2 separate regions of the Homo sapiens genome follow, and region 2 is linked to region 1. The links are chromatin contacts, found by Hi-C or POLR2A ChIA-PET in ENCODE. All regions are on one chromosome and are shown on one strand. Each heading gives the region's core, a stretch centred on a gene start or an enhancer-like site at or near the end of the contact. The rest is flanking DNA. Distances are from core to core; before and after follow the strand shown.

Evidence for each region. A loop is a pair of places that touch in the nucleus more often than their neighbours do. ChIA-PET counts read pairs that join two places held with the same protein, here RNA polymerase II (POLR2A). Pooled maps may share reads with other maps.
Region 2: a map of naive thymus-derived CD4-positive, alpha-beta T cell shows a loop between it and region 1 (10-fold over the local background). The contact joins the promoter of JAM3 here to the promoter of LINC02731 in region 1. A Hi-C loop is called at or near these places in 4 of 168 maps with a recorded cell type or tissue (CD4-positive, alpha-beta memory T cell, CD8-positive, alpha-beta T cell and naive thymus-derived CD4-positive, alpha-beta T cell), 5 of 37 single-sample maps with no recorded cell type and 15 of 50 pooled maps. POLR2A ChIA-PET finds 5 or more read pairs at or near these places in 18 of 52 experiments (A673, AG04450, CD4-positive, alpha-beta T cell and 13 more).

What each region holds. Positions count from the first base shown.
Region 1 is chr11:134,029,789-134,034,981 of GRCh38, forward strand. LINC02731 (long intergenic non-protein coding RNA 2731) reads left to right here and starts at 2,484. Exons shown (of 3, transcript NR_027276.1): 1 at 2,484-3,072. RefSeq lists enhancers at 1,348-1,847, 2,548-3,275, 3,276-4,003.
Region 2 is chr11:134,067,801-134,072,991 of GRCh38, forward strand. JAM3 (junctional adhesion molecule 3) reads left to right here and starts at 1,272. Exons shown (of 9, transcript NM_032801.5): 1 at 1,272-1,359. The coding sequence starts at 1,284. RefSeq lists a silencer at 1,077-1,266.

The DNA of each region.
Region 1 (5,193 bases), core at 1,234-3,733:
TGTCTGTCTTTGAGTGTTAAGCCTGTCTTCTGTCTCCTCATCCAGGGAGGAAGTCAAGCTGCTCCAGACATCAGCACTCCACTTCACAAACTCACCACCCATGCTCTCTCCTGTGGGGACCTCAGCTTTGCACCTGGATGTGCCAACCTGGCTCCTGCATTTCCATACCCCAACACAAGAGTCTCAATGCAAGGGTTGTAACATGCCAGCAGTGTCTGTACAAGCAAACGATGGCACTCGTAGCATATGGAGGGCGTGGGGCAGTGGAGCTGTGCCTTCCCCTCTCCTGAGGCCCCTGGGCTTCGAGCAGTCTTCACGCTCCTGAGTTCTTTCTCAGAATTCCCTCCTAAACCTCTTAGCGAGTAAATGCTGCTTGCCATATCCTCTCTTCCTTTAGTCTTGACGCCTAAATACTCCACATCTGCTCCATAAATAATAACTTCTCTAGAGCTCTTTATAATTTACGAAGGGCTTGCACCTGTAGTTTCTCATTTAATCTTCTCAACCATCCTGCGGGACAGGGTTATTATTGCTCCTTCTTTACAGATAAGAACCTGAAGCTCAGGGAGATTTAGTGAGGGGCCCAAAGCCTCACAGCTGGACCCAGCTGAACTAAGCTGGACTTAACCGAGCTCTTTCGGCTTCTATATGAAATTAGAGGGAGAAACTGCTTCTCCCCACTGAGTTCTCTCCTCCCCTAACGTGTCACATCCCCTGCACCTGGTGTTCTGGGAAGCTCACATCTCAAGCTCTCTCCTGGACTCCTTATACTGCACAGAGCCCAGAGCTCCAGACACAACAAGAGGGGGTTCCACAGAAGAAGGGGAATAAAAGAGATAAAAGAGAGCCAAGGGCACCTGCTGCTCACTCCCGACCTGGGGACCAGGCAAAGTGGCCCAGGCCAACGTTAGAGTCCTCTGTGGTGGGGTCAAGGGTTTAAAACACATAGTGTGGTTTCAAGGGTTTCTTAGGGTTGATTTTTTTTTTCCTAGACAAATACAAAGAAAAATGAAGAAAAAATTAGGACAATGTCCCAGGAGCCTCAAGTAAAAACTAGGAAGCAGCTGGTGGTGGAGGAAAAGCCACGCCAGGGAGATAGAAATGGAGTCTCCAGGCCGGCTGAGGCGTGTGTTTAATGGAGGCCGGCTGTGCAGGTAGAGGACGGAAGTGTCGGGAGCCCTCCCTGCAGAAGAGGTGTGTCGACCCCACAGCTGCCAACGTGTCCCAGAATGAGGCCCCTCGTGAGTCTGCAAGGGCTGGAAAGCAAGCCTGCCCCAGGTATGCGTGGGGCGGGGGCTGAGCCTCCAGCGCCCCCAGTGTTCATAAGGAAGAGGTGCGTGGGAGCTCCCTGGGGGCTCAGGCCAGGGTCAGGAGCTGTGGAGAACTGCGACCACCCTGCTCCTGGCTACCTCGAGCCCACGCTGGCTCATTTGGCAGTGAGAAGACAAATGCCAGGTGGGGCTTAGGAGGAGGACGGTGGGGAGCATAGAGAGGTCGGTGGATGAGAAAGACGGGAGGGGACTGGGGCAGAGGAAAGGGCTGGGCCCCCAGGATGAAGGGGAAAGGCAGGCAGGTGATCTGCAGGTGGGAAGGAGAGAGAAGATGGGAGCAGAGAAGAAACCATGAGGCCAGATAACAGGGCAGAGAAAGGAGACGGAGAAGCCACAGGGGCTCGGGGAGTGACGTGACATGTGGGTCACCTGTGAGGGCAAGCACCCCAGTCCTCTCTTCCTAAAGGCTGGTGGAAACAGGGGGTAGAAGGTGCCGGATGCCTGCCACTCATGCCCTCTCCTGCCTTCCCCCGTCTCCCTCATCTCTGTACCCTCCCCTGGGGGCTGAGCCCAGGTTCTGCTCTGCTTCTGAGTCCTCTTGTCCCTCAGTTGCCACTTTCTGCGTTTTTCCAGACTCTTTCTGTCCATTCACCTGCCACAGACAAGGGCTAAAAATTCAGAAGCCAAGTTTCTGATGCCAGCTCTGTTCCTCAAATGCTGGGCCGCACTGGTGGAGTGCCCTCTAGTCTGAACTCCACAGCTGCTTCATTGATACCCCTCCCACGGAGTTGTAAGGGGATAATAGAGCGGATGAAAACGGACTGTAAAAGCACCAAAGGATGAAGACACTTTGGATCCTACGTTTATTTCCAGGACTGAAGCCCTCGGGTTTCTTTAAGAGGAGACGTCCTTGTGCTCGTCCTTGTCCTCGTCCTCCTGTGCACCATGGCTTTTGCTGTGGGCCTGACACACCTTGGGGCTGCCTTGTTTCAGGTCAGAAGAGGAGAACTTGTAGAGTGAGCCATGCTTGGGTGGAAGGTAGGTGGGCTCACCAACATCCTCTACACAATTAGTACAGACTGTGATCTGAGGTGGCGTCCTAGAGCTAGAGGCTAAGAAGTCTCATGCCTGAAGCAGATCTAGGCATTTAACACGCAGAATAAGCTAGGTGGGTTTTCAAGGAGCTGCTGAATATGCATGAGAGGCAGCAAGAGAGAGAGCAGGAGAATGAACATGGGGGAGACGCAGAGAAGCACACAGAGGCATGACTGATAAGGGCAGAGGAGGAAAGAAGGTCTCGGAGACCAGGGCATGAATGTGGTTGCACAGAGACGGGGAGAAGGATGGGGAGAAATGAGGAACAGGAAGAAGATTCCGAGAGAAATAAAGAGGCCGAGAGGAGCTGAGCCAGGCAGCCGGTGGAGCAGGCAGATGGAACAACAGAGACAAAGAACAGAGCCACAGAGTGGGCACACAGCAAGGCCTGGCAGCCAAGCCCTGTGGGTTTGGTGGGAGCAGATGCTTGTATGGGAGCAGCAGCTGATGGCCCCCAGCACGTGCATCCTTGTTGACTCCAGGCCCAGCACAGCCTCCTCGGCAGCCGGCCTTAGCCTGGAGGAGCAACCCTGGTCCAGAGAGGCAGACGAATGGCAGCCCTGCCCCGTGGGGGCTCCGGTTCTTCTCCTCCATCCTCCTCCAGGCTCCGCCCACCTGCTCCGTCTGCCTCCCAGGGCCTCGTGAATCCCAGGGAAGCCATGAGCTGCCACATCACGCCCGGAAGGAAGCGGGCTGCGTTGGAGGGGTGAGTGTGAACCGCTGCAGTGTGCTTAGCTCTTCCTCGGGTGGGAGCATGTGCAGGGGTGTGCACGCTGTGGGAGGGGCGAGAGGGGGAGAAACGTCTGGGCTGCACGGGAACTAGCGCCAAGAGGCTGGGACGAGGCGGGGTGGGGACAGATCCCCGGCAGCACTGCTGGCACAGCTGCCACGCCCAGAGCCCTCTCCACCCCTGGCTGCCTGGATGTGAGCATCTGCAGCTCCTTGCCGCCACCCAAGCCACCAGACTGCCATAACCTCTGAGCGGAAAGGATCTGAGTGGACCCTGGTTTTTGGGTCAGAGGAGCCTTGGGGCTTCCTTGACCTCATTCTCTCCAGCTGCTACCCACAGGCCATTTTCCCATCACTCTACAATAGTCTGGTGTGAGTGGTGCCCCCACCCCAAGAAGCTCAGAAGGGCCAGGGAGAGGGAGGTTTCCACCAGGACCTAGCCTTCGCCCCAGTCCAAAGGCAACTCCCACACTGCCCTCCACACCCCCTCAAGCCCCTCCACAAAGGACATCGTCAGAACACTACAGGGACACCCCGACATCAGGCTCCCCACTGTGCCTGGGGCAGTCCTCGCTGGTCCCACACCCAAGGTCAGGGGTGCCTGCCAGTGGCCCAAAGTGCACAAGAGGCAAGCCCTGGGAGGGAAGAGGGTAGAGGGGAAGCGGGTGGGGAGGACAGTGTCGATTGCAGGCGCAATCCGAGCAAAAGACGGGCACCACAGGAGCCAGATGGGCCAAGAAGAAACAGAAGTTCAGTAGGAAGAGACAGATAAACAGCAGACACCAAGCAAGCAGCCAAGCATATGCTTTGCAAGCAGGCAACACAAGCACCCAGTAGGGTTTGGGGGCTGGGGAGGGTACATGAGCCCACAGGGAGGGGGACATTAGGTTTGCTGTGGGCTGACTCTGCCTGGTTAGAATCAGTGATCTAATCCTCTCCACGGAGCCTCAGAAACATGGAGCTGCAGCCGGTGCTGGCAAGGAAAAGCAGCGTTTGGCAGGGTGGAAGGAAAGAGTGCTTATGCTGGTGCCCGAGAGATTGGTCTCTGGTAGAAGAAACATAGCCCCAGACTTGGAAGCCCGAATAGCCACGTGCTGTCTCCAAGACTCAGAGCAGAGACCCCTAAAGCTGAACCGGATTCACAAGAGGAGCAGAGGACCGCCTCCCGCAAACCCGGGAAGTCCTTGAGCCCTGCAGGTGCCGGCTTTCCCTGCTAATGAAGCCCATCTAGGCTGGAGCCCTCAGTCTGGGTGATGTCATCCTTTTGAGCTTCAGGCAGGCAAGGGGTGGAGCCAGGCTAGAGCTTTGCAGAGTTTGCACGCTCCACCCCTGACTGCTCTGACTTCTGGGCCCTGTCTACCCAGCTCCCTCTTGGCCACGGCTTCCTGGCCAGCCCTGCTGGAAACCGGGAGCTGCTGCAGAGCTGGAGGAGGGAGGGGGTCACCCAGATCACCTCTGCAGAGAGCAGGGCCTGGCCGGGGATGGGCTTCACAGAGGCCCTCTTCCACCCATCCATGCTTGTTCCTACGTTCACTTCAGGGAGCCCTGAGGTTTTGCGGGAACCCAGGGTCCTGGGACCCCAGCCTCAGCCTCTCCCCTCCACCTAGCATGTCCAGAAATGCTCATCTGCAGTACCAAGTACCAGGTGTCCCAGTGGAATTTCTTCTCTGAATACCACTCCGGGGAGGAATAAAACTGAGGGAGATAAGCACCACCCTGGGTTTGTTCGTGCTGAGCTAAAGGAATAAAGGCTCTGCACTGAATTGGAGCCTGTTCTAAGCCCCAAGGCCAGCCAGCCCTCCTGCAGAATGGTGCCTTCACCTCTCACATGCTCCTGCTGGACATAAGCCAGCGCTGTGCCAACTGCTGGCCTCCCTCTGATGCTGGCATTGGCCCCAGCTTCCTGCCTCCCCTCCTTCAGGGCTACCCTAACCCCTACCAGCCACCATGGCTTGAAGCATTGAGGTCTCTGGACTAGATAAAAATGTGGTCTTCCTCTGCCCATCATAGATGTGTAGGTGCTACTGGGGGTTTCCTCTGACAGCCCTATGCCTACCCAGGGTAACACAGGTGCAGGAAGCAGCCCCGGCTGGTCGGG
Region 2 (5,191 bases), core at 22-2,521, 37 kb after region 1:
TTTCTCGATTTTGTGCTTGATAAAGGGAAAGAGGCCACCATTATAAAACAACTTTTACACACTTTTACTTGTGATTTAGTGCATGGTGACCTGGAACATAAAGAAGATTTATGAAAGGAAAGACAGAATCATAGTAGGTAATTGAGTTATTTTTTAATTTTTATTCTGTCTTTATAAGATTTTTGAGAAGGTAATCAATTAACATAAAGATCTGAGCAGTTATAAAGATTTACAAAGAAGATTATACAGTGATGGAAACTGAAGCATATTCTTGGCAACAATCTCAATCTATTTCACGTTTCCCGGCTTTTACATATATAAATTTGGTATACATAATATGTAAATATACTTCTATTTTGCATGAAAACTAAAAATACTAAAAAAGTAGCATGAGTATATGAAAAAGTTAAACATTAAAAATATTAGTTGGAAACTGGCTTATTTTACTAACAATTATATTCAGAATTCTGTTGCTAGACTGCTGTTTCTGGGAACATTGGAGGTGTACTTTCTATACTTGCTAAAATACAAGCTTTTCAAGTATTTTCCATAGTATTAAGTGAGACTTTAAATACTCTTGCTTTTTTAGATCTAATTTCTGCTTTAATTTATCCTTCTCTTCATTTTTCCTGTTTGTCCTCATCTTACCTGTTCTTCCCTGGTTTTACTATCTCCCAGTATTCAGAAATCAGAGCAAATAATTAGTCTGCTTTTCTGCAGAATAAACTATTGGGTATGCCATCATGCTTTTGATCTACCACATAAACAAATTATTTTAGCAAGACATCACTTTTATATGCTGTATAATGTATGTATTGCTTATGTTTTAAGCAGATTTCAGCTCTTTTCCTTCCATCAATTTGGAATTGGGGGCCCAAAAGATGTGAAGGCGATAATGCTTCCAAGATAACTGGGCTGCATCCTTATTTGTAAAATAAGAAATACTTTATTTCCCAAATTTTAAAGGAGTGTTCCTTCTCCGACCTGTTGTGATGGATTTATTCTATAGCTATGGAAATATACCCTGCTTCACTCTTGTACATACTTCTTTACTCTCCTCCCGCCAAGTTCATTGAAAGAGAACCCATGTGCCGGTCCAGAGCATCGCTGCATCCGTAAGCAGCTAGACCTCAGCTTCCTCTGTCACCATGGTGCCGGCTCGGCTGGGCCCGGCGGTCGCCATGGTAACTGGGGCGGGTCGCAGGGTCCTGGCAGGCTGGGCGCATGCGCGCGGGGACTACAAGCCGCGCCGCGCTGCCGCTGGCCCCTCAGCAACCCTCGACATGGCGCTGAGGCGGCCACCGCGACTCCGGCTCTGCGCTCGGCTGCCTGACTTCTTCCTGCTGCTGCTTTTCAGGGGTGAGTTTGCGCGTTTCCGCTGTTGGGAGACTAGGGTCTGGGGGCGACGGAAGCAGAGCGGGCCGAAGCTGCTGGAGCCGGTCCGGGCGAGGATAGCGGTCCTGGCTCCGAGGGCTCCCGGGGTCCCGGGCCGGAGGGGCGGCGCGCGCCCGCGTCCCCGCAGCCAGGGCTGGGACTCGGGCCTGGCTAGGGCGGGGGCCCTGGGACGCCCGGCAGTTGGACCGGGGCGGGGAGCTAATTTGGGATGGGGGGCCCGTCCCAGGCAGTGAGTCGGTCCCGGACAGCCGTCGGACCCCGGGGGCGGGCTCTTCTCGGGCGGGGTCCTGTGCTGGGCGGTGGGCTCATCCCCCGGGTGGGCTCCTCCCAGGCGGGGTCCTGTGCTGGGCGGTGGGCTCATCCCCCGGGTGGGCTCCTCCCAGGCGGGGTCCTGTGCTGGGCGGTGGGCTCGTCCCCGGGGTGGACCCCTCCCGGGCGGTGGGCACGGCCCTCTGGAGGGAGCGCGGCAGCTGCGGCGTGGGCGCTGGAACTTGCTGGAAGACCCTGCGCAGCAGTGCTGTGCTCTCCAGAAGGGACGGTGAGCGGGGGACGTAGCTGAGGACCGGCGAGGCAGAGCTCCGAGGCCTGGCGGGCTGCTTGGTCACAGCCCTCTGGGGATCTGCAGTTCATTTGACTCGACACAAAGGAACTGCTTTTCTTTTACAGAAATAAAATGGATATCAATCCAGTACCTTTTTTGTCTCTGGCCTGGCCGAGGAGACCACGCAGACTCTTATCCGGAAATAGCATTCGGGGCATTTGATCAAGACACACTAATAAACTTGATAGTTTTGTGCATTTTCTTTCCCTCTGTTTGGAATTCTCATTAGATCCACATTTTCCTGGACAGTTGTACAGAGGACTAAAATAGCTTTCCTTTAGTGAGCTTGTACTGTCTACTAGGCACTTTGGAGCCATTATCTCGTTTACTCCTTTCAGCAGCTCTGTGAGATAGGTTTCATTAATCCATTTTCAGAGTCAAGTCTAGTCTGCTTTCCAAGGCTGCATTCTAAGTAGTGAAGCCTCAACTTCATATTTACCTAAAGCAGGACACCACACTCTTCCCCTGGCAGCCATCCGCAGGTAACCAGACCAGGACCTTTTTCGGTTCTTAGATTATTTTATTGTTTGAATTGCCACTGTCATCCCATGATGTTTTCCAGAATATACAAATTAAAACACGGAGGGACTGTTTAGGAGTGAAGGTGGACAGATTTTGGAAAACAAAGCATTCCTGTGTTTGGTGCTTTATGCTAATGGGATGCTCGTGATGGGCTGTGACAAAAGATGAGTTTTAGCGTATAGATTATGTACGCTAAGGCAAAGTCTGTATACTTTGCCTGAAAGTGATTCCCAAAACCAAATGCTGTTGGGAGATAAGTGATCAAAGGCTAGCCAGGGGACAAGGGTGTCAGGAATGTCCAGCACCCGCTGTGTTGGTCACACTGACACTGTCCTATTCACAGCCTGGAACAACTCTCTATTGTTGAAAAGATCTGTTCACGTGAAAGTTTGCAGTTTTTGTTGCAGAAGCATTTGGCAGTTTAGCTCAGGAATGAATTTCAACTTGGTAGTTTGTTAATAAAACTAGAAAATGCAAAGAGCTTCACTTACCCTTAACCTCTGATTTCCTTCCCCTAAGGGACTAGTTTTGTGGCTTTTTTGCTGGTAGGGGCTGGGATTCACATGCAGAGCGTAGGAGGAAGAATCAAATTTTGCAAACTAGTTCTAATGACAAATAATCGAGGTAGTAGGATGTATGAATCCACTTTGAAGGCGTGTAGCTATCTTTTTTTTAGTAGGGGCTCTTTTTCCATTATTTGGTTTATGCTTTAAGCTACCCTAAAACTGTTCTTCCAGAAGTCATGACTACTGTGTCCTTTTTATTTTTTATGATTATTCTCAATTGCTATTACTATTTATTTTCATCTTAAAAATTTTGGTTCTTGATATAACAGCAAACATTTCTTTTGTGGTTACCCTTTGCCAGGCTCTGTTACAAGAATTTAATGTTTGCTAATTTATTTAATCTTGATAACTCTAAGAAGTCGTTACTATTGTTGTGCCCTTTTGTGGATGAGGGAACAGAAGTATGGAGAGATTCAGACCCTTGTCGGGAGTGTTATCCTGTGCGTTTTAAATGGGAAATCCTTCATTATTTGTGTTAATCCAATTTTTAGTTATTTGTATTATTCCATTTGACGGTGGAGTTCTTTTAATGGATCAGTTTAAACAGATTATCAAGTTTTCAACACTATGTGGTTTGTATATAAAATATTCTTTTGTTGACTCATGACAGGTGCAGTTCAGCTTTACAAATGTTATGCCACATGGCTTTTTTGAATGATTGTGTACTCATTAGTGTTAGGTTTCCAAATCTTTGATATTCTAGAGAGAAGTGCCTTATTTAGAATTAAAACAGCAACAGTTTTCATTCTTCAGATAAGACAACTTGTGTGCTGAAGCATATCAAAATCTGAAAATCAAAATTTCTGGGAAATTTTTGAAAAAATGTTTAATTCTTTTATTTGCATCTGTTTGGACTCCAGTAACGTTTTTTAGAATGGCATATTCTTTTATGTTCTAATTCTTAATTATCTGGCAGATATAATCATTGTCAGACTTGTGTGTATGTTTTAAAAAAAACAAAGAACACCTGTCTTGAAAGCATGCAGTACTTTATATCAGCTGCTCATTCCCACATGACTTGTTGATGGGCATTTGTTCTTCAGTGCTTCAGGCTAAGGAGACTGAATGGATAAGTACTAGAGATACTTAATCATAAGTAATTGCAGTATTACATTCAGGCAGAATTATCCACACAACCCCTAAGCTCCATGGAACTTGTTCTTAAACTCCATGGGGTGGGTTTAAATCAGTTCTTTTGAAAGCAACCAGACTTTCCTCAAGTATAAGATGGCCACATAATGTAACAGACGCAGCTATGGATTTAGTACATTCGACTAGCAGCTGTTAGAGATGTGGTATTAGCAAATTCCTTCTCCATAAATTCTTTGAATTTTTTAAAAGCACAAATGTAGTAAAAGAAAGGAAAATATGTGTGAATGAAGTTAGGATGTATGGAGTCTGCTGAAGAATACCCTAGTGGTGAAGTTGGATTTTTTTTTTTTTTTGAGACTGAGTTTCTGATGCAGTGGCATGAGCTCAGCTCACTGCAAAACTCACTGCAAAACTCCGCCTCCCAGGTTAAAGCCATTCTCCTGCCTCAGCCTCCCGAGTAGCTGAGATTACAGATGCGTGCCACCTTGCCTGACTAATTTTTTTATTGTTTTTAGTAGACATGGGGTTTCACCATGTTGGCCAGGCTGGTCTTGAACTCCTGACCTCAAGTGACCTGCCCGCCTTGGCCTACCAAAGTGCTGAGATTACAGGCGTGAGCCACCACGCCCAGCTGGATTCTCTTTTAAGATATGTTTATAGTTGGCCGGGTACAGTGGCTCACGCCAGCACTTTGGGAAGCCGAGGTGGGCGGATCACAAGATCAGGAGATCAAGAACATCTTGGCCAACATGATGAAGCCCTGTCTCTACTAAAAATACAAAAATTAGCCGGGCGTGCTGGTGCTTGCCTGTAGTCCCAGCTACTCTGGAGGCTGAGGCAGGAGAATCGCTTGAACCCGGGAGGTGGAGGTTGCAGTGAGCTGAGATTGCGCCACTGCACTCTTGCCTGGGGTACAAGAGTGAAACTCCGTCTTGGGGGAAAAAAAAAGATGTTTATAGTCAGGTGGTGTGAATGTTATGCTGTCAAAGTTGAATGCAAATTTCAGATCTTTGCA